3 separate regions of the Homo sapiens genome follow, and all the other regions are linked to region 1. A link is a loop called in an ENCODE intact Hi-C map of the cell type or tissue named here. Cell type or tissue: PC-9. All regions are shown on one strand. Region 1 overlaps IQCJ-SCHIP1 (IQCJ-SCHIP1 readthrough). Region 2 overlaps IQCJ-SCHIP1 (IQCJ-SCHIP1 readthrough). Region 3 overlaps IQCJ-SCHIP1 (IQCJ-SCHIP1 readthrough).

The links. A loop is a pair of places that touch in the nucleus more often than their neighbours do. Peaks named below come from ENCODE experiments on the same cell type or tissue, not always from the same donor. Only the 100,000 strongest peaks of a DNase experiment are listed, where the experiment ranks them.
Region 2: it touches region 1 in a loop (5-fold over the local background); 7 of 110 quality-filtered maps call a loop at or near these places.
Region 3: it touches region 1 in a loop (6-fold over the local background); 23 of 110 quality-filtered maps call a loop at or near these places.

The regions. Positions count from the first base shown.
Region 1 is chr3:159,729,322-159,737,321 of GRCh38, forward strand. All of the region lies in intron 4 of IQCJ-SCHIP1 (IQCJ-SCHIP1 readthrough), which reads left to right. The region is part of intron 1 of SCHIP1 (schwannomin interacting protein 1); the gene reads left to right. Among named protein-coding and RNA genes, the nearest start is that of IQCJ-SCHIP1-AS1, 35 kb to the right of the region's middle. In PC-9, no CTCF peak of the experiment used is centred here; DNase peaks (open chromatin) are centred at 3,010, 3,410 and 4,260; H3K4me3 peaks cover 912 bases.
Region 2 is chr3:159,801,131-159,809,130 of GRCh38, forward strand. All of the region lies in intron 4 of IQCJ-SCHIP1 (IQCJ-SCHIP1 readthrough), which reads left to right. The region is part of intron 2 of SCHIP1 (schwannomin interacting protein 1); the gene reads left to right. LOC101928351 (a long non-coding RNA gene) reads right to left here. Exons shown (of 4, transcript XR_007096144.1): 2 at 3,581-3,798; 3 at 1,132-1,375. It also overlaps the pseudogene RNU2-31P. Among named protein-coding and RNA genes, the nearest start is that of IQCJ-SCHIP1-AS1, 37 kb to the left of the region's middle. In PC-9, CTCF peaks have their summits at 4,179 (motif pointing left) and 4,380; a DNase peak (open chromatin) is centred at 4,171.
Region 3 is chr3:159,613,126-159,621,125 of GRCh38, forward strand. All of the region lies in intron 4 of IQCJ-SCHIP1 (IQCJ-SCHIP1 readthrough), which reads left to right. All of the region lies in intron 1 of SCHIP1 (schwannomin interacting protein 1), which reads left to right. Among named protein-coding and RNA genes, the nearest start is that of IQCJ-SCHIP1-AS1, 150 kb to the right of the region's middle. In PC-9, CTCF peaks have their summits at 3,265 (motif pointing right) and 3,465; DNase peaks (open chromatin) are centred at 6,586 and 7,916.

The DNA.
Region 1 (8,000 bases):
GCCATTGTTTAACATATGTAACTAATATTGTTTAAGTACTACCCAATTAAATAAGAGGAAATAAATGTATAAAACAATGAAAAGGATGAGCCAAAGTGATAATTATTTACAGATGATATGATCGCATAGCTAAAAGAGAGTCACATAGAAAATTATTGGAAACAATAAGATAATCCAGTACAAAAGCTGGTTATTAAATGCAATAATCAATAACTTTCCTGTATAAAAACAAGTTAGAAAACATAATGAAAAAGTTCCCATTTAAAATGGCTTCTAGAATAATAAAATACATTAGAATAAAAATAACAATAAACATGCAGAATATATGTAACTGAATCTTGATAAAATGAAATGGCATTCCCTGTGTTTAGATAAAAAGACTAAATATCATAAAGAAGTCAACTTTCCCTAAATCAAATGATTAATTGAATGTAATAGCAACAAAAATAAGATTTCTTGGTTATTGTTGAAATCACATATGGCAAATAAAGATATTCATTACGCAACTATTTTAGCTGCAATAGACTAGAAACAGTCTGAATGTACATCAATAAGACACTGGTTAAATTGTGGTGTATTCCCAGAAGACAGCCTTGTATTCTGCCATTTAAAAAGTAAAGGAGATCTGCAGGCCTGGATATGGAATAATATCCAAGATATGTTGTTAAATAAAAAGATCACAATTTATATCTACACTATATCTATCCATATGAAATAAATGGCATCATAATGTATCTATAAATATGTATGTCCATATAAATTAGCATGTTTCCTTATTTGTACATAGTTTTCATAATTGTTATCTTTAATGGCTATATGAAGTGGAGTCCTTTCTGTTTCATAAATCTGTCTGTCCCTAGTGCCTATTATAATGTTCAGGAAGTCCTAATGAGAGCAAAGAATGATGCTAAGACTGTAAATGCTGGTGCCAAAATACCTCAATCCAAATGGGAATTTTTTAACCTCTGCGCCTTAGTCTTCTGGCCTATAAAATGGGGATGATGACCATTTTTACCTCATAGGTTTGACATGAGAATTGAGACAGATTAAGTGAGATTACAGATTAAGTGGGTTAATCTGCATAAAGCTTTTAGAGCAGTGCCTGGTACATGATGAGCAATCAATCAGCATGAGCTATTATTATTACTGTATGAAATAACCTTAGAAACTTTAAGTCATTTCTTGTTATGGCTGTTATAGATAGTAATGCAATGAGTAGCTCTATTAATATAATGTTTTGCCTCTTTTTAATTATTTCATTAGATTAAATTCCTAGAAATTAGATTGCTGGATCAAAGAGTAATCACAATAATTACCTTTTAAAGATATTCCTTTGACCTCTTCCCTTAAAGAAAATTTAATGATATGAAAATTACTAGTTGATATAAAAGAGAGAGTAAAGCAAATAAATCATGTATTTATTTGACCACAGCAAAAGGGAGAGGAGCTCCCCTTTCCCTCTCTTTCCCAGTGAGGCTGGGATGGGTTAGCCATTTACTAAACAATTATTTAGTAAACACCTATTTTATTCATAAAACTATCTAGACATCATACAAAAACCCAGGGTTCCATTCAGTTGATTAAATCCAACAAAGATTTCCCACTCTACTACATGCTTGTTCCATGCTGGGAGTTAATCAGAGTAGGAGGAATATGGAGTGGCCTTTGTCCTTAAAACTCAAAATTTATGCAAGAAAGTAAGATGTGAAGATAGTATGAGACTCTATAATCAAGCGCCAAATTCCGTTTTTAAAAGATCCCAAATCTGTGATTCAGACACTGGATATTAGGCATAGTAAGCTAAGCAAAAAAGAGTAGGTGCTGGCTGGAGCCACCTGGCAGACGTCAAAGCATTTTCAAAGACAATATCCAGTTAGCAGCAAAGAAAGAAGTATGTTACCACAAAAGTGATGACCAAATTAGGCTCTACTCTCTTCTTAGAATCTAACATTTTATAATTACTTTTAATCCACCCCCAAATCAACAGGACAGCTTTGCATTTGAATATTATCAGTAGAAAATCTTTGCTCTTGCTAAAGCACATCCTCGTCCCTGCCAGCTGGAAGGTAAAAGGAACCCTCAAGCTTCAGCTGTGGGCTTTAGCCAAGGGAGTCCAAGAGGTGTGCTCAGGAGTAGACGAGGCCGGTAGAGGGCCTCCACTGAGGACTGTGCGTGTTTATCTGTTTCGGAAGGGCTCTCTATCTGCTGAAAGAGCAAAATCATCTCCACTTCACTGTTTTCAGGATGCAGCGCAAATGTGTCTTACAACAATCCAAATCTCACACCACAAGCTTTACCACTCTTCAGTCTTCTCTCTTTTGTCTTGGAGTCAGGAGGAAGGGGGCAAACTGCCCTCCTCTTTGAGGCGAGCAAGATCCTCTGTCTCAAGGAAGCCAAACCTGAAATAGAAGCAGAAGCCCTTTCATATAATTGAGGAAGACTTCACAGTTGCCAGAAACCATTTTTGTAAGAGAATAAGTCCCACATAAAGGGTTTTCTGGCCTTTAAAATTAGCCCACCAAATATCTTTCTTGTGCCTTATCCAGGAATTTTTTTTTTTTCTGCTGCCGAGGCTGGAGTGCAATGGCACAATCTTGGCTCATTGCAACCTCTGCCTCTAGGTTCAAGCATTCTCCTGTCTCAGCCTCCTGAGTAGCTGGGAGGCCGCCAACACACCTGGCTAATTTTTGTATTTTTAGTAGAGACTGGGTACTGGGTTTCACCATGTTGGCCAGGCTGGTCCCGAACTCCTGAACTCAGGTGATCCACCTGCCTTGGCCTCCCAAAGTGCTGGAATTACAGGCGTGAGCCACCACGCCTGGCCCCTTATTTAGGAATTATTAAATTGCCTACTATGTGCAGAAACTTGTGAATTGTCAGGCTCCAAATTTCCTCAAAAGGCTGAAGCCTGGCAGGCAATGTCAAGAGGAGCTGCTTCTTGCCCAAACAGGTTCCAAAGCAGTCAAGTGAAATTGTCTTCCTTATATGGTGAAAAGTGCCCTGTCCCTTTAAGGCCAAGAGATTTGGCTGCAGACAGTCCCTGGGAAGTTTGCGGGCAGCCCCATCCTGTGTCTGATCCTTGCTGCTGTGCAGGTGAGTTCCCAAACCTTCTCTCCGCAATTTGCCCTCTATAATCGTTCTCATGGCGGGTTAGAAAGACTGGTATGAAAGGGCTAGAGAATTTCAGGGTCAGCAGAGATGGTGCTGTTTGGAGAAGTTTGAGTTGAAGGAAAAAACAAGGTTACAAGGGAAATGTGCAGTAATGCAGCCAGTGAGGATGCATCTAACTTCCTGTGGGGAGAAGGCAGCAAGGTTACAGAAGGCCCTGAGGCATTTCCAGGGCAGGGCAGGGCAGGGGAAACAAATTCAGCTGGGGAAGAGGGACAAATTATAGATAAGACCGTGGAGGGATAAGTTTAGACTCTTGAGCTATATAACCTGGTGAACCGCAAGTTAAAACCAAACATAGCTGGTAGGAAATACTGCTTCTGCAAGTGCTGAAGGCTTTCCAGGAGCTGGAGCTACAGGACCAGACTGCAGAGGAGAAAGTACATGAATGTTTGGAATGTCTATAGGCCTGGAAGGCTGCAGCCTTAACCCTTTTTGCAGCCTGGCTTGTTAGCCATTAGGGTTTGGCTGCCACAGAGCAGGAGGTGGGGGTGCATGTGTGAAGCACTGCAGTAGGAGACTAAATAAATAAACAAGACTATGATTGTGGAAATGCATCTCTGGCATCCTCATAGTACCACATGCAGAGAAGAGAGATTTTCTAAGCTCAGATTTTCTGTGTCATCCACAGAAACATCTCAGATTTTCTGTGTCATCTTTCTTCCAGCAAAGGGCTGGAAGAAATCTCATTTAAGCTAATTACTGCTCCGTCATTTACTAACTCAGCTTCTTGAATTTTTTTCCTCCATGGTCTGGAGCCTGGTACAATATTAATTTGAAATTAACTAATAAAACTTTTTAATAGCTAAAGATTTCCTAGCAGAAATGTGTTTCTCTCTAAGATTGAGATGTATATACAGCTGGGGTTGGGATTTTACTGAGAGCTTGAAAAGAGATGGGTGTAGTATAGAAGGAGAAACACTTGATGGTCATTTTACGTAATATCCAAAGCCGTTTAACTGAGCCTACAGCCAAAAAAGGAGTCCACCCAGGAATTTAAAAAAAGAGATGCTAAATTACAGGGCTTGGGGTCCTCTTTCCTCCTAGTTGAGTCAAGGTCCATTCATCATTCAGAGGCAGTGGTTTCTCTACAGTTGTGTGGGGGAGTGAACAAGAAGGCTGGATTAAAATTCCTTACATACTCCATGCCTTTTAAAAATATTCATTCATCTGAGTAGTCACTGAAGAATTCTTCTTATTATTAACTAACAAGTGCTCTATCCACTTGTTAGTGCTTTCTAAAGACAGAATGTTCATGAAAAAAGATTTTGTTTTATCACGAGGGATTTGTTAGTATAAGGGTTCCTCTCTTCTCCTCCGACTTCTGATGGATGGGCAAAGTGGTGATTATTGGTTACTGAAAAGAAAGATCTGTTCTTGACTCTAAAATCACAAAGGGCTTTACTTTGGACCTTTCTCATTCAGAAACATTGGTGTCCCAAGCAAAAAGTTAACTTATGCATTCACAATGTGGAAGACAGCAGAGTGCATGGGTATAGTTTTGCTTCATTTTGTACCAAGCAAATCCAGAAAGCAGTGTCAAATACATTGCTTTCAAATATAGATGCACAAAGAAAAACAAAATTCTATCCTTAAAGCTGAAAAATCTCTAAAAGTACCATATTGTTATTATTATTATTGTTTACTTTTTTTTTTTTTTTTTTTTTTTGTGAGAGGGAGTCTTGCTCTGTCGCCCAGACTGGAGTGCAATGGCGCAATCTCGGCTCACTTCAACCTCCGCCTCCCAGGTTCAAGCGATTCTCCTGCCTCAGCCTGCTGAGTAGCTGGGATGACAGACACGTGCCACCATGCCCAGCTAATTTTTGTATTTTTAGTAGAGACGGGGTTTTACCATGTGGTCAGGCTGGTCTCGAACTCCTGTCCTCATGATCCGCCCACCTCGGCCTCCCAAAGTGCTGGGATTACAGGTATGAGCCACAGTGCCCAGCCCATACTGTTATCTTTTATAAGATAAGTCAAGGTATTTCCAACGAAAAAAAAGATGTGTCTTCCCAAACATTTCACTCAATGACTCTCCCCGCCCTCAGTCACATATGGATCTTACAACTTCACACAAGCCACTTACTTTATCTGTGCCTCAGTTTCCAGCCTAGAATTGAGCAGATCTGAGTTAAATTTCTAGTTTCTTCATTTATTTCCATAACCATAGGCAAATTACTCAGCCAGTCTAAACTTTAGCTTTCTTATTTGTAAAAAGAATGAATGTTAATTAGGATCAGAAGACCCCAGAACTCGGCATAGGCTCCATAAATGCTATTTCTCATTTCTTTTCTTGTCTTTTTTTTTTTTTTTTTTTTTTCTATTGCCTGGGAAATTACACTGTTCCTTGGCAAAGGAAATAAGTTTTGAAAACGGAAACCAGCTGTGTAGCTCAGCTTTAGGACTACAGTTACTTCATCCCCTGTGCCCATTCCCTTCACAGAAGGATGCCCAACTCACTGGGAAACCCATTCCTAATCATCAACCAGTCTCACTGTTTGAAAGCTCTTCCTAAAGCAAACCCACTTCCACTTATTTTGTGTTCAGAGACGTGAAGAATTGTTGATTGTTTTCTTTTAATATAAAATTACTCCATAGTCTTAAAGAACAATAATAAGTTATCTTAGAATCTCTATAAAGGTGGTCTATTCCAATAATAAGCTTAAAAAGCATTTTTAAAGGAACTTTTTTGGTTCTCATAAGGCACCTCTTACAAGTATTTCAAAAATAACCAATTGCTACTTTTTTTTTTTTTTCTGAGATGGAGTCTTGCTCTGTCGCCCAGGCTGGAGTGCAGTGGTGTTATCTCAGCTCACTGCAACCTCTGCCTCCCGGGTTCAAGTGATTCTCCTGCCTCAGCCTCCCAAATAGCTGGGATTACAGGCACCCGTCATCATGCCTGGCTAATTTTTGTATTTTTGTAGAGATGGGGATTTTACCATGTTGGCCAGTCTGGTCTTGAACTCCTGACCTCAGGTGATCTGCCCGCCTCAGCCTCCCAAAGTGCTGGGATTACAGACGTGAGCCACCACACCTGGCCCCAATTGCTACTTTTCTATAAAACTCCTAACCCATTCACACAGCTGTCTTCAAGAACATGATTATCCTTACTTTCAGCACTTTCATTGTTTAGGTCACTTTAAGAGTAGGTTTGCCTTACTTGCAATGAGTCTGTGTATGACCCAAAAAAATTCTGTCACCAGTTTAGAAAGGTGGTGACAAATTTCAGCAACAGAAATATTCCACTGGAAGTTCACATCCCAGCCTATACATAAGCTGGGAATCAAGTATGCCATTTTTAACTAAACGAAGAGCAGGTCACACACATAGCCCATCTTCTAGTCATGGATTAACACAGCCTCTGTCAGGAGACGTGTTGAGAGTCCACACTTGTCCACTTAAAGTAGCTTTGAAACTCTGGGCTAGTTCCTACATGTGTCTGAGCCTCGATCTATGGCCTGCATAATGAGAATGATAATAACACTTATGCACGTGGTTCAGGGAAAGCATGAAATGTGCCAGGACAGGTGCTCAGTAATTATGTTGGATCTGAATGCCCAATAGTCTAACAAAGTCTTGTACCTTAATAATAAGGTAATGGCCCCAGATCTTGTCTACACACTTTAGAACAATCTGCAAGTATGGATATGTTTCTAAGGATGTGTAAATTTAATGTTTAATAAAAATGTAAGTTATGTTTCTAATTAGGTGGAATCAAAAAGAAGTCGATGCTGAGGCAACCATAGACCTGCTACAGGGGTTAACTGTGGAAACAGCCTACAAATGCAGATGTGGCTTAAAAGCTGCTGGTTCTCAAAGAGTTTTGGATTGGCTGTGTTCCTTAAAAATATTTTTTAACTTTTTACCCCAAGGCAAGTGTTTCTGTGTCTGGTACACTGGCAGAAGGAGTTAGAATGGGGGAAAGCATTAAACAGATTGAAATGAGAGATCCTAGTGCAGTTGAATCTCTTGATACATCTTTGACTCCCTTCTTCCCCAACTCCCCAACTATTCTCCTTAAGCTTTTCAGATGTAATTCATTCATGAAACCACCAAGCTGGGGAAGCTTGAACAAGTCTACACCAGCTTCTTGCCTTCATTCAAAGCTGCACTTGAAACAATCAGGAACCATGGCTACCTACCCTTCCAAGGGAGAGAGACTGAAGTTCAGTCTACTGCATGCCTGCACCGGGGCTGCACTGGGGACGTTCTCCCCACACCTACCCTTGTAATACAAGCCCATATTCTTTTTTTTTTTTTTTTGAGACGGAGTCTCGCTCTGTCGCCCAGGCTGAAGTGCAGTGGCGCGATCTCAGCTCACTGCAAGCTCCGCCTCCCGGGTTCACGCCATTCTCCTGCCTCAGTCTCCTGAGTAGCTGGGACTACAGGCACCCGCCACCACGCCCGGCTAATTTTTTGTATTTTTAGTAGAGACGGGGTTTCACCATGTTAGCCAGGATGGTCTCTATCTCCTGACCTCATGATCCGCCCACCTCGGCCTCCCAAAGTGCTGGGATTACAGGCGTGAGCCACCACGCCCGGCCAAAGACCACATTCTTTTAGTGTGCTCTGGGTCTGTCCTTTGTGTTTATGGCAAATTGATATCCTGTCTATGGGAAATTTCCACTAAAGTGGGGAGTGATGATATGGTCATAGCCTCTGTGAGGGGCAACACTTCCTTGTTTTCGGCCTGATTAATCATCAGGTGAGTAGACATCCTTCTCCCCTGACTTTATCACTTCTATTATCCACTCCTGCTTGCCCCTCTGATGCAGTGGCTCCCAAACTAGAAAGCATACATCAGAATTACCTGGAAGCTTTGTTAAAACACA
Region 2 (8,000 bases), 72 kb after region 1:
GTGACTCAAATTTAGCCAAAATTTTCTTGAATTTATGGAAAAGCTATATACAAAAGTAAGTTTCTGTATACAAGTATTTTATATCAGGAAGAATTTTCAGTTGGGGATGGTAACAGTTACTGTAAGTAAGATATGGTTATAAATGTTGTTTCTCTAAGGGGAGAAATTTCTGATGTCTAGTCAATTTACAAACCTGTGTTCTAGAACATAAACATTTGTTTGTAAGTAAAAGAAAGAAAGTACATGCAGATGCATTAAATCCATACTTACACCCAGTATATATGAGTACATAATATACTTTTCTTGGGAATTATCAGATACTTTTTCCTGAATCAAATGATGAAGACTATTTAAAGTAGAAAAGAGAGAAAACCAGTCTATTCTGCATGGACATTTTGTTATCACTTTTATGGTAAGCAGTTCCATAAGTGTGTGCCTCTGTTTTGGCATAATAAAATTTTACATTACTTCTTAAATTAAGTACAAGTTTTGAAAAGGAAAAAAAATTAACCTCCTGTTATAATCAAAATCTTTCACTTTCTAAAAATCAGAGTATCTTCTTTTAAAGGGAGTTATTTATTCAATAAAAATTCTATATTTCTATATACCTTACAATTTTTTAAAATTCTGGTACACACAGTATCCTTATAATCACTTTTTCTTTCTATTTATATCCTTAAAAACATCTGCACGAGGTAGGAAAAAAACTCAGATTTTAATGAAATCATAAAAACAAAAGAACTTGATGCAGCCCACAGCACCTGCTAACCATACAATGTGTTTACAGTTGTTATTGCTACAATTAATAATATCACTATTGTCATTATAAGTGTGATTGACAGTTGAAGAAACTAAGTCTTAAGGAAGTTAAGGCCACCATGGTTATAAAATTAGTCAATTTTAGAGACTAAACCTTATTAAATCACAGGTCTATGGACTTAAAATCCATAACCTTTCATTTATACCAATAAAAAACAAAAGAACAAAGAGGGCCTTTTGTTATTGTAACACCTTTATGTGCTGGGTGCATTGTCCATATTAGCTTATTTATTTATTTTTATTTTTTGGCAGGTACTGTATGAGGTTTCATTTTATAGATAAAGAAACTGAAAAAGAGGTTAAGTCACTTACCAAGGTCACATTGCAAGTAAATGGCAAAGCCAAAAAAATGCTCCTATGTCTGAATGCCAAGGCTCCTGATCTCCTGGAGTGCATTGTATCTAATTGATAGTTGCAAGTAACCAGTATTTTACTTTTAATTGATAGCAGACATTTAAGAGGTGTGTGTCACTTGCAACTAGAGCAAATTTTCTTCATTTCATAAAATTGCCAGCTACAGTAGAAGAAAGCAGTCATCTTCAATAGATAGGGTTTTCTGTAAAATAAACAAAAGGGTTTTGTGCCTGATTTTAAAAAAAAGAATTCTATTTCTTTCCATGTCTGAGAGGTGACCTTTCTGATGTTATACTGTGGGTGGAATTCATTCTGGAGGTTGTGAGTGGGATTTTGGGAGTATGATGGGAATGACTGATGAATCCATACTCCATTTGTAAGTGGCTTGTCGTGATGATGAATAGAGAAAACATAAACAGTGGATATAGCAAAGTATCAGTTTGGATTAGGTTTAGGTGTAAGTGACAGAAAATCTAAAATGCTAGGACTTCAGAAAGGATAGTAGCTTATTTCTCATGCATGTAAAAGAAGTGTGGAGGTCAGGAGTCTTAAGGCAGGTTCAAGATGACTGAAGGTTTTTTCTTTTTTCAATCCTGCTCATCCTCAATACATGGCTTTCTGCCTCATGGTCCAAGTTGGCTCCTTAAAGACCTGCTATTGTGTTGTAATTGACTGTAGGAAGGAGAAAGGGAAGAAGAAGAACACATCTCCTTTCCTTTAAGGACACTTCCCAGAAGTCACACGTGACACCTCTGCTTAAATTCAGTTAGCCGGAATTTAGTCACATGGTTGTGACCTCACACACATGCTGCAAGAGAGGCTGGAGAATGTATTCTTATCCTAAGCATCCATATGCCCAGCTAAAAGGTGTGTATGTGTGTGTGTGTGTGTGTTGCAAAGGGCAGGGGGAGTTCTATCAATAAGGAAAAAGGAGAAAATATATTGGGGAAAGACTAATAAAGTATCCCATAGAAAGAATCAATGAAAACGAGTTAACCATGCAACATAGAAAGATTACTTCCATTCCAGCCTCTATTCCAGAATACCTACCAAGTCCTTTGCCTAGGATAGGAATTCTAGAACAGACGTGTGGGTGTAAGTCCTAAACTTTAACTCTGAGCACCTGTTTTTCAGTGAATGATAAAAATTGTTAGGAGCCCACATCTTTAAAAAGAAAGGCAAAGATAACCATATCCTTTATTTTTTTGAGCAGCTCCTTTGCACACTGCTTCACTACAAATAAGACCTACCTAAGGAATTAGATCATGCACTAAGTCCAAACCTGCAGTTACTTCAGAAGCTTGTGACTTCCATTAGAAAGTCTGAACTCTCTAACGTAGATACAGACCCTGCATGTGGGGGTTGAATTTCAAAGTTCTTGTGCTGCTTTCATTGGCATGCACCCAGGGAAGTGTATGTATACATTGGGAATGTTTAGGGACCTGGCTACTTCTCTGTTTTCTTCTGTCACAGCGTTCCTTCGTCCAGGGGAATACTGAAATAATAATTCTAGCAACAATTTTTTAAATGCCAAACCAATTACATGTATATTTCACTTAAGCTTCAGAGCAGCCTGAATGGTAGGCTTTATCCATTCCCATTTTACAGATTTAGAAGCTCAGAAACAAAGTCACACAACTAGTAAGGAGATGTGCCAAGATTTAAACTTAGATCTGTTGGACTCCCAAATCCATACCCTGCATCACGATGGCCTCACACCTTTGAAAAATAGTACAATGACCCTTTTGATGTTTCTTTTTTGTATAATGACCTAAGGAAAGCAGAGAGGTCAAGTCAACTTTCCCTGGTCCCTGCAGTTGTAATAGGGCTCCCTTCACCCTCTCAGTGATTCTTTACTGAGTTAGAGGTAAAACCCCACAATGAACTATAGGAAATCCCACTCTTTTAGAGCTCTGAGTATTTAGAGACTGATTTGGGCTGAGCAGGTGAGGGAGATTGGTAGCAGAGAGCTGGAACTGGAGGCCTGTTCTCTCTGTCAGTTCATTACTTTCAAAGGTCTGTTGCAGGGAGCCTCCTTGTCCTCCCAGTGTAAGGAAATATAATTGTGATCAATACATTTCCAAAAAATATATCTCCACTGCTAAGGACATGGTAAGGAAATGGAACAAATTAATAAAAAGGGCTTCTCAGCCAACTGGAAAAGAGGCAGGCCATGAGTATACAATGTCTTCCTCAGTTTTTCTTCCCCAGTTAAGCATTCTGGGTCCCCTCCCTCTCATTTATTTGCTGCTGTGATGTCTGCAGGGTAGGGTGAGCTGGCATAAAGTTTATTAAATAGTAGCTTGCAGATCACTTGCTACCACATTTTCCAAAGCTTGCCTTTGTCCCCTCGGTGTATACTTGAGATGCCTTCAGTCAGATGAAAATCATGGAAAACCAAACTAACCTGGCTTCACAGTGATGAGATTGGTTGGCTCCTGGTTAGGAAAGGCTTCAGAATGTGTTTGTTTCATTGGCCCAATGGGGCATCACCAGGAATGCTGTTATTTTTTTTCTTTAAACTTCTCTGCTCTGTTTTTTGCCGTCAGTTTCATTTACAGCTATCCTCCCACACCTTCCGGTTGCCAAATGATTTTCCTTTCCTTTGAGTTTATTCATCACTGTCTAGGGAGAGGGAGAAAAAGAAATGGTCACTTCCAAGAACTCTCTCAAAAGAGCCAGGAACTATTTTCCCAGTCATCCTCAGCAGATTTCTCCTCAATCTCATTGGCCCAAATAGGGTGTGGTGTTTATCCTTGAACCCGTAAGTGGAGCCAGGGGATGGGATAATGAGCCACAAGCCCTACCACCTGATCAACTTCCCCCAAGCACCTGGGCTTTGCAGGAGGAATTGAAGGTGCTCAAATAAAAGTTAAGGTAGTTACTAAAAGAAGGAGAGTGGTGTTGGAAGAGCAACTACAGTGCCTATTAGACTCCTGCTGTTCTGAGAATCAGCTCCAACCCACTCCTAGCAGCACCCAAGGAACTGGGGCTCCTAGCCTGACTCACAACTCTTGGAAGCTGCTGACCCCTAGTGTCTGAGGAAAGCATCGGCTCTAGAATCCAGAGGCATGGGTTTACCTCTCATGAGAATCACAGCGGCTGTGACACACTCACACACACAAGGAGGTTGTAAGCAAATTAAAACCTTTAGAAGTACTTTAATGAGTAAGTGAGTTTAATTGAAAGTCTTCCAAAGACACTGTAAGACTTAGGCCTCCCTCACCTTGCTGATCAGCAACCTCAGAACACTCTCTGTAGTCCTTTTCACACCTGTAAATTGTCATCCACAGTGTGTCTTTCTCTCTAGACAGAGGGTGTGCTTTTTGAGGGTGGGGCCTAAGTGCAAAACACCCAGCTCCTCACCTTGAACTCCTGCATGCTTAGTAAACACTTGTATGAGTAAACGAAAGACCCAACTGTTGTTCAGCTCTCCTTTCCTCTCCCCTTCCATAGCCATGGCTTTCTCTTATAAATATCAGCTCTACCAGCTTAATTGTACTCCTTTTTTTTTTTTTTTTTTGAGAGGGAGTCTCGCTCTGTCACCCAGGCTGGAATGCAGTGGAGCGATCTCGGCTCACTGCAACCTCCGCCTCCCAGGTTCGAGCAATTCTCCTGCCTCAGCGTCCCGAGTAGCTGGGACTAGAGGTGCCTGCCACCCACACCCAGCTAATTTTTGTATTTTTAGTACAGATGGAGTTTCACCAAGTTGGCCAGGCTAGTGTCAAACTCCTGACCTCAGGTGATCCACCCGCCTCGGCCTCCCAAAGTACTGGATTACAGGCGTGAGCCACCGCGCCTGGCCAATTGTATTCCTAATAGGACAACTAAGCAATCAATTGTGTTTTGAAGCTGCATGTTATACGAATGGGAAAATATTCCAACAACCCCAAATACACATCTAAGCAGCTGCTTTTGTGTTGTGGAATACCCACTATCTGGTCAGTAGAGAAAGCAGAATTTTTTATTATAAGCAGATCAACATTGCTACTGTGAATTCTTTGAGCAGTAGGCAAAGCTGTGTTAGAATGGGTTCTTCTTTGGTCTGTATGTGGCAGGTAACAGGACTTCTCCTGTGCTTCATGATTTGGGTTAGGAAGAGAGAGGAAAGGCAACAACATGGTAATTATAATATAGAATGACTCAAGACAAGAAAGAATAGGTTTTTGTTTTGTTTTGCTCTTAATTGACTTGTAATTCAAGCGTGAAATGTGGCAGCTTTCAGGATTGGAGAAACTTTGCACAAACCCAATATTAGAAGTTAACTGCCATTAGCTGTGGAGGGCACCAAAGGACAGAGAGGATTTCTCAATCTGGGAGCTGAAGGCGAGTTCTGGGGAACAGCAGCAGCCACAGCTGTAGAAATCCTGACAGCTGTTCAGTCTTGGCAGGCAGGGCTGCTGCTCACACTGGAGAAGCTGCGGGGCTTCCTGAGCAGGGCCCTCCACTCGCGTGGTGCCTGTAAGACCTGCTCTGGAGTGGAGGCATGCACCATCTTTCTTTTCCCCTTTTCACAGAGGAGGAGAAAAATGGGCAGATAAGTATCATAGCGGTCAGGTAGGTCATGGGATAGGGAAAAAAATCAATCATTGAAAAGGAGTGACTGGAAAACCACACTGTAACATTGTGCCCTAAAGTATTGTATCAGTTTTGCCAGCCTGCACTTGTCTCTTAATTATGTAAACTAAATGCTATGTGTTATCAAGATTGTCATTATTACAATTTTGTTACTTTGTAGAGAATAAACATAGATAATAAATATTAGTTCTACATTTCAGTTGACAGATTTCACAATTTTGCTTCAGAGTCCTTCTTTGGGATACATCGCCTTCTTGCAGAAATAAGGATTTTGTTCAGTCAGTGTTTAACAGAGACTTTTAAAAGCTACTAAAGTTGCAAACCACTTAAGAGTTGTAAGTCTATCATAGTCCACCCATTTGAACAGTCCCCTGTTTTAACCTGTATTTGTGCTTCGGGGAGAAAGTGGATGGAAGAGGCTCCACGCTGGCTTAGTCACACTGATGTATGAATAAACGGGCAAGTAATGGATGACCTGGGGTTCATGCCAGCCAACTCACCTGCACACCTGCTTTCACAAGCACTTGACAAGGCACCTACCTTTCTTAATGTGCCAAGTACATAATCTCTCTGATTCTGTAAAAAGATTAGCTGTTAGGAAGATTACAAAACTTTGGGTACAAAAATAAGAGTATTTTTAGAATTTTGTTCTCCATGTGTTAATTTTATCTTCAGTGGGTTTTGTTTGTTTTGCTACCTCTGCCCCACATCATAATTTATGTGTGTGTTTGTGTGTGTGTGCTGAATAGATGATCTCTAAGTAGGAAAATTCTCTTGGGAAAAATTCTCAGCATGAGAAATGTGGGGAAAATACAGCTGGACAGCTGTTTAATTTTGCCAAGAAAAAAATGAGGACTTGTTCTTTGCTGGTGCATGAGACAGGGCTGTGTCACTGCAGTGTGAGTTGTGAAGGAGAGAAGCAAACACACAGGCAAGTGTTTACACCTGCTGCCTTCTTAAGTCCTCCCAATAACCCTGTAAGGCAGGTACTACTTCTCTTGTACAGAGGAGGAAATTGAGGCCTAGCTAAGTTATGCAGTGTGCCCAAAGCATAGCTAAACAGTGTGGCCAATTTTTAAATCCAGATGTTTCTAACTCAAGAGCCCTGTTCTTCTTACTATACCAAATGGCTCAGCCCTCAAGTTGTTGTCTTAGAAATAAAAATACAAACAACAAGGAACATTTGTTCAGCTTAGTGTTTCTCAACAGAGTAAGAGATAGCTTCTCTGGAGCCCTTATGCTTTCACTAAAAATTCAATTGTTTTGTTTTTATTTTGATAAGAACCCATTAATATTAAGCATATTCTGGTTCATCACCTTATAAGCAAGGACTGCTCTGTGATATAAGTAATGCTGGTTCTATCTGTGTTTACATTGACACCAAAAACTGTTTCTCAACCCCCAGAGATTTCAAGCTAATTTACCCAATATCCATTCTTCCCCTCTACCTTACTAACAGAACCCTAATTTGCCTGGAATCAGCAATAGTCCTATGCTTCTCAGACTCCCTTGCAGTTACAAATGTTCATGTGGCAAGGTTTTAGCTCATGATATCTGAGCTATTAGATGGGGCTTCCCAGAAAGATCCTTAAAGTGGCTGACTTTTAAGATAGATAGAGGACATATCAGGTATTAAGCTGGTAAGAGCAGGTGCTACATTTGATCTCAGACAAAAGGTCAAGAAGCAATGGTCAATGTCTTTCTCACTCTCCAGTCTTTCTCCTCATCTAGCCAGGAAGGAAGGTGAGATATGACCATGAGGGCAAGAACACATACTAGCGTGGTGGAGGCAAAGATATAAGGAGTCTGGGTCTCTAATGACTACAAAAAACCCCTCATTATACCAGCCCAGGGTGTGGCTGTCTGCAGACACTTCATTATATACAAAAAATAAGCTAATTACCCCCCTCTACTAAAAATACAAAATTAGCTGGGCGTATTGGCACATGCCTGTAATTCCAGTTACTCGGGAAGCTGAGGCAGGTGAATGGCATGAACCTGGGAGACAGAGGTTGCAGTGAGCTGAGATGGCGCCATTGCATTCTAGCCTGGGCAATGAGAGTGAAACTCCGTCTCAAAAAAAAAGAAACTTTTTTTTTCTTTCTTTTTTTTTTTTTTATTATACTTTAAGTTCTAGGGTGCATGTGCACAACATGCAGGTTTGTTACATAGGTATACATGTGCCATGTTGCTTTTCTGCATCCATCAACTCATCATTTACATTAGGTATTCTCCTAATGCTATCCCTC
Region 3 (8,000 bases), 120 kb before region 1:
GTCACTCTGATAAATAACAAAAAAATTGATTTACTGTATAAACCAAGACAAAAATCTTCATTTTTCATTTTTGAAATTCTGCAAGATAGAATATGAGAGACACCCTTGAATCTATATGAATAATTGAGTCTGAGGTTTAAGTCCTCAAAATCTGATTTTTTTATGTCTTATGTTACTGGCCAGACAGAATATTTCAATATTGAAGTAGACACTTCATTCAGAGCAATCATAAGATAATAAAGCACATTATGGCAATATAAAAACAATCAACCAATGTAAAATTGAGTCAAGTAAATAATCAATAGGTTTATGAATTTATTTTGTCAAAATTTGTTTTCTCTAATTTTGTTATGTATATCTGATCTCACTTAAAACTTCAAACATTGTTTAAAATATTCCTGTTTGAAGGCATTTTCACTAATTACAATTTCCTGTTAAGGTGATTTTATGACCTACGGGTTGAACTTAAGATGCATCCTGACAGCCCATAGCAAAATATGCAGGGCACTCATTCAAAAGCCACTGTTGTGCAGCAAACCATCTGGCTAGAGAAGCCAACAAGATCTACTATGAAAGGATGGTGATCTTGGTTCAGATAGCTACTGGCTAGTCCTCCCATTCCCAGGCTAGAGGAACTATAGGTCCTCAAAAAGAAGTTAACATGCAGATGTGATCATTTTTGCTCATTTATCTATGTATATATTTGATTACATAAAACAAAGCATTCCAACAAAAACTTGGATTTCATTCAGAATCATTTGTCTCAGAGATCATCGAGGTTGTGTTCCTTGGCATATATAAATTATTACAGTCTTCAATTAATAACAATAATGTATATTAACATTTACTGACACACTCGCTGTTCTAAGCGCATACGTATTTAACCTGTACTAAAACCTTATGGGGTAGGTGCCATTATTATCTCCACTTTACAGATGAGGAATCTAGGGTTCAGAGAGGTCCTATAACTTGCTTAAAGTCACCTAGGAAATGTCAGATCTAGGATTTGAATATAAGTAGTGTGGTTCTAAAGCCTATGGAGTTCAGCCTCCCCAGAATAGTGTGGGTTTTGGGAAGAAAATGATTGCATACAGAAATTTAAATTTATTTTCTACAGCAACCAATTGAGAGCTTTAGACATACATTTTCTCTTTAATGTGGAAGGCAACTCCTTTGCAACTGTAAATCTAAAGGCCATAATTTCTTTGGCAAAATTATACTGTGTCCTAATATGGATTTTATTTTCTCATCTTAAAGTTTCCCTTTCTTTTTTGACTACAATAGCCATTTAGAATTCAGTGTACCTTAAGAATTCTAGGTTAATGTCCTTATCTTGTTTTTTTTCACCCCGTGTGTGGGTCACAGCTGCCTTATCTCTTTAACCTAACCACGGTGCTGTTATTTTTTCCATTTGCATTTTGGGAAGATCAAGTGAGAGGAGTGATGGAATAACACCAATATACTCAGTTATGTTTTCTTCATCCCTAACCTATCTCAACCCTTCTCAATTCTGGTAAGACTGTGAAAGTGACCATGTTCAGAAAGGCAATTGCGTAGTTTAAACCGCTGTGTTTAAATGAAAAGGTGAGAAGGAAGCTTAAATTTAAAATAACTTTGATTTCTGTTAACTTTCACTGGAAAACTATGCACTTGATCCCTAAAAATAAAATGGAATCGACTTTTGTTCGTTTATTTAATGGATATTTAAGAAGAGCCTGCTATCAGCCAGGCACTGTGCTAGGTGCGTGCAAGGGACACGAAGTGAAATAAGGCATGACAGACTGTCCTCAAGGAGGTCACAGGACAGCCAGGAGATTCGGACAGGAAGACAAACATGAGAATTAAAAATGCACAGGTGCCGTGATAGTAGGTTCAGTGAGGATGTGAAAGAGAAAGAATAAATTCTCCTTGGTGGTGGTCAGGAAAAGTTTCCTCAAAGGTACAATGCTTTGGTTAACTCTCAAAAGAAAAGTTTCAAGGCAGCCAGCCCAAGAACGGGGTAGAGGTAAGGGCATTCCAGGAAGAAGGTACAGAGGGACAAATATCTAGACCCAAAACCACAGGTCCCGTTCAGGGTTCTACAAGGCATTCAGATCATGTTCAGTGTTGTGAGGAAGAGGGAAGAGCTGGACAGGTAACCAAGCCCTGGAGGCCACACTTAAACAAGTTTGTACTTTCTGACGGGAGTGGGAAGCAATTTGGGATTTTAAGCAAGAGAGTGGAGAGTGCTAATATCAGATTTGTGTTTATGAATTATCACTCTGGTTGTAACTTGAACAGTAGAGGAAAAGACAGCCAGGTGGCTGATTAGGAGACTGTTTCGTTAGAGTGAAAGACGTTGAGCGTATACTAAGTCAATTGAGAGAGCTACAGTTGGCCTACCTGGCACCTTTATGGGATTTAGAAAAAGGCACCTCCCTCCTCACCTTGGACTGAGAAGTCCCATTGGCTTGAAGATGACCCTTACCTGCCTCAGCCAGGCTCCTTTGTGTGAGTACAAACTGCTTAGCACATGCAGCATGTCATGACCTTGGCAGATGGTGTGGGGGTGAAGAGGAATAAGGTTCACCTGACAGAACTGAATAGAATGTGGGAGATGCAGAAACGATGAGTCTAGAATGACTCCCAGATTTCTAATTTGGGTGAATGACAGTACTATTTACAAAGAAAGAAAATTTGATTACAAAAATTGATTTGAAAGAACAGAGAACTATGTCAAAATGAATGCTTTCAATGTACATGTGCTGGAAAAATCAAAACATATTTGTCTATCCAGAGAGGTCGCTTGATGATCAGCAGTGCCTAATTTTACTAGGATGTAGCTTTCTCTGTGCCCTGTACAGTTGCCCTGTGGCTCCAGAGAGTCTATCTGAGGCCTGCACCCCATCCCCTACTCCTTCAAACCTAGAGTTGCTTCTCTTTTCCCAGTCTCAGTGATGGGAATGTGGGGGACAAGTCCTCTCAGAGAGCCAAGTGCACATTCTGCTTTCCTGAGAGCTGACCTGGAATACTATGAGTAGAGTTTGGGGCTTACAAGCTCTGGGGCAAGATAGCATTTTTGTTTTGTTTTGTTTTTTGTTCCCCTGCCTCAGCCTCCTGAGTAGTTGGGATTACAGGCATGTGCCACCATGCCCAACTAATTTTTTTTGTATTTTTAGTAGAGACGGGGCTTCACCACGTTGGCCAGGCTGGTCTTGAACTCCTGACCTCAAGTGATCCGCCTGCCTCGGCCTCCCAAAATGCTGGGATTACTGGCATGAGCCACCACGCCTGGCCACAAGATGGCATTCTGAGGCTTTCCCTTGCATCCAACTGGGAAAGAGGAGAGGACCTATTCCTCTTCTGACAGAGCATAACCATATCAGAAATTACCAAGGAAATGATCAACCATATGAGGGCTGGGGACATGGACGATTTCTTTCAGGACCTCCAGGACTAGACACAGTGCCACGTAGAAGAGGAATCATTTATTATTGGTTGATAGAAGACTCCTGTCAATGTGATATCTTCCTTCAGATAGTATATCAGAAAGCCTAGGCTAGGCCATGCTGTGGTCACAAATAACCCCAAAACCTTAATAAATTAGAGCAACACAGGCTTGTTTCTCATGCATGGAACATGTCCCTTGCAAGTTGGTTGAGGCTCTCCCTTACCTCATCATTGTCCTCACTCCTGGATTCAGGCTAATGGAACAGCCACCATCTGGAACAGCCGCCATCTAGATCTGCATTGTCCAATATGGTGGTCCCTAGCCACATGTAGCCATTTACATTTTAATTAAAATTCAATAAAATTAAAAATTTAATTTTTCAGTTATCCTAGCCATATTGCAAGCGCTCAATGCCACATGTAGCCAATGGGTACTCTACTGGAAAATATAGATGGGGAATATTTCCACCATTACAGAAAGTTCTACTCAACATGCTGAGTTAGAGCATTGATGCTTTTGGGTTCTTGTACCAGCAATTAAATGTCATGTGGTCCCATCCAACCACTAGGGTCTAAAAAATACAATTCTTTCCTGTGCTCTGAAAACAGAGAGCTAGAGATATCTGGTAAGCAACATTAACAACTACCTGTTGAGGTAGAGAGAAAGAGACCCCAGAGTATGGTGCTTTGGCATGTTGAGTGTTTTGAATTTAAAGACCTCAGAAATAAGCCTTAGAACCAAGGTCTCTTTCTGATCTTTCCCTGCCTCCCTGTCTCTCCGATCCCCTTTCTTTCTGCAAGCAACCAGAAGGAGCTTTTTCTGAAGTTTCCTTATCTGATTAAGCAAAGTTTTCCCAGGAGAAATGCAATTGTCTTAAAACTCCCTCCCTAACAATCTCATTAAATAACCAGGAAAGATTGACCACCAGACAAAGGAAGAAACTTACAGTCTTCATCACACTCAGATAGACTTTTCATCTCTTCTTTTGTGGGCAGTTCTGAGAGACTACCTGGGAGATTTTATCTGCATAATAAAACAATCTTTGTTCACAGTCAAGTTCCAGCCCTGACCTTCCCACCATCTTCCCCAGAGCTCAGAGCTTTGTCCCAGATGATTATTCTTTAGGCTCACTCATTTCTCCTGAAAACCATTTACTACCCCCCCTAGGAAGAGGGTATATAAGCTTCAACCACCAGGCCTTTGAGTCTCATATTTTATACAGCTCCCGTGCTTATGAACAATAAATTTTCTATGCATTTTCTTCCCATTGATCTGTCTACTTTCAGTTCATTTCAATGAACATTTAGCGGGCAGAGGGGAAACTTGACCTTCATCCCTACATACCCATTCATGACTTCAAGAGTTCACCCTTCCCCTTACCTTTATTATAATCCAGGGTGTGAACAGGGAGAAAATAACTCATAATTTGGACATGTGAAAAACAGAAAAAAAAATTTAGTGTTTTGCTCCAAGATATCACAAAAAGTTGTGAACTCAGAATGTTCACTGGGCTCAACATCTGCATTATGCATCCTATCTTATCTTCAAAATGACCCTGTGTAGGTATGCTGTACTTTCCACCTTAAATATGGGGAAACTGAGGCTCAGAGTGGTTAAGTGACTTGACCAACAGAGGTCTACCTGATCTCAAAGCACTGGAGATGCTCTATATGGAGAAGGAAAATACTATTTCCCAGGTTTTTTAAGTTTTACTCTTCAGTTCCATGTTATCACTCAAATTCTAACTTCTAATTTTACAGAAAGGCCTTAAAGAAGCTGGGTAGGTATATTTGGCTTAGTTACAAAACTATTCATTTAAAAGCCTTTGTAGGCATGAACAACGATGAACACAGACAAGAAATGAGTCTATTTCATATGCTGAACTGTTTAGAAAACATATGTATGTACACATTTATGTTTATGAAACTGATCTGGGTGATTAAGCTCCTTGGAAACCCTGAAAATCTACGGAAGAAAATTTGTGCAAAGTGTTCAACTATGATGAAGAGACTATTAAGTATGTGGCATTCGTCTTGCTCTTTTGTTTTCTTGAAGTAGTCCTTCTACCAACTTTCCATCTTCTTAGATGCAAAACGAAACAAAACTTAGACTGTCAGTGCACAGTTCTTGCTCATTTGTTAGCACTGGAGCAGAAACATTGTTTTCCGTATAGAGTTGGGGAAACTGTGGCCCTGGCAGCAAGTCCTCCAGCCCTCTGAGTGCTGGCCATAAGCCTTTGACCTGCAACCCTTGTTTCATGAGTCCTGCTTGAGATGGGAGTGTGGGGGCCTGCTCCTGGTGGGCTGTTGATTGCATCCCGGAAGCCACATGGCCTAGGCCGTTTTCCCCTTTGATTGGCCAAATAAATCACATCATCTCACCTCAGTACTCTTCCTCTCTTTCCCTTTGCAGCATTCCTTGGCAGGGTAAACAGCACCATTTCAGCAATTTTAAAGGTGACTTCCAATAAAATATGTATGTAGATTTACTTCGGGGCTGGTAGCCTGGGCTGTAAATTTATACCAAGTCAACCATGGAAAGCCCTTCAATTAAAAAAGAAGAAAGAAAATACAAAAAAATAAAGTTTCCATCAGCATTTATCTTTGGATTTTAAAAAGTGAATGTATTTCTTTTCTCCTCTTTTTTAATGGAAAAGAAAAAAAGAAAACATCCATGAAGAGCAACTGACTGAAGCACTTCAACAGCCTGGTTCATAAACCTCTCTGGTAATGCCTGGAAATAAAGAGAAATCTTCAGTGTCACCAAAGATTGCTTCTCACCAACCCTGTGCTTTCAGCTGCAGACGTGCATGCCTGACAGCCTGTACCTCTGGAGTGCAACTGGAGCCATTGCCATTGGTTCCCCCTTGCTTATGAAAACAGAGGGATTAACAGACACTGAAAGAGAAACCCCACTGAGCCACCAGCATCAGTGGGCTTAAACGCTTTTTCCTACTGCCAGCCAGAATCCTTTCAAACCTCAGCACCCATCTCTTTTGAGGAAAACTGTCTTAACATCCCTGTAAATGGATAACCTTTGGCTTCTGCCAAACAAAGGCTGCAGATTGTTTCTATTTATTTGCCAAGAATTTATTGGAGTCCATAAAACAAATTTCTGTAGCTGGGGAAACTGTACACTTTTTGTTTGTTGTTATTGTTTTTAATCTAGGCTGCAATCCAAAAGTTTGCAGCATGAGTGAACTGTTGTGGTTTGCTTTCTAGTTTTATTTGGCCTAGAAAAAGAAAACAAATGGCAGTGCTTCGTGTAACATCATATATTAGAGGTTTCTAGTGCTTGGTATTTGCCTTATCATTTTCAAAACAGAATCTTAGAAAGGGGGAATGCTAAAACATGAAGTCCATGGTATATAAAGCAGTTCTTTACCAAGTAGTAAAAGCATTAATAAAATCAAATTTACCTTCATAACAACAGTGTACCTAGGTGAGTAGAAAATACATTTATCTCATTTTATGGATAGGTATACTGACTCAGTCTAGGACCCATCCCATTCTAAGGTCATTCACTGTAGAAACACAGAATCAGCTGGAGATAGACCAGTGCCTCTGTCACTGTCCCAGAGTTCTTACCCTCTGTGCTTGCTCCCTGCCTTGCAGAATATAAGAGATTCATTTAATTTTGAAGCATAACACTTCATGTGAAGGGCCCTATAAAAAAATGTGTGACAAGGCCCTACTAATTTTGTAATACTAAAATGTATCTCTGATGCCACTGAGTGTTGCATATTTATTAGAGCTTTTGTTCTGGTCCAAAATGGAAAATGGGAAACAGGATAAGAAAAATGGCACTAAGAACTCCATGATAGGCCATGCATACTTCTGTGGAATGGCATGTTCCTTTGAAGATTTGATTCATCTGGAAGCTATGACATGCATAAAGCCCAATTTCAACTGGATAAAGAAATAGACAATGGCATTCATCCGAGTTTTGTGGTGACTGGAAAGAAGTTTGGTAAAGTAACATAGCAACCATGTCCCTTCTTTCTTTTCATGCCCAGACTCTTCAAGTGAACTGACCCTATAATTCTTGGGAAATAATACACTTTGCAGAACATTGTAAGAAGGCACCATTGGAGGCAGACCAGATGCTGTGGACTGGGTCCCACTCAGTTCTGTCCTCACACCTGGTGCAGTGCTGGGCACATTCTGTGTGATCATGGGCATGTGGTGCCTGTGTTTGGCTTGTTGGGTGTAGAGATCAGTTGACCATGTCAGAAAAACTAACAGAACCATGGAGGATCATGAGCAAAGCCTTTTCTTTTCCTTGAATATAGCTTCAGGCTTTTTTTAAAAATTGTTTTAATTATTCTTCTCATGGCATCCCTTAAACTACCTAATCATGGAATTAGCCTGACAGTCGGATTGTAGCTCTAAGTTTGTATTTTCTGGTATTTGCACAAATATGTTAAGCATCTAAAAATATAACATTTCAACATGCCTTTTATAAGTAAGCAAATGCCCAGCACCTTTCTGACATCCCGACTGAGTCATCTATTACTCACTATGATGGGAAGGAAATCAGCGGCAGGCTATGTGATGAGAAACACTGTTGA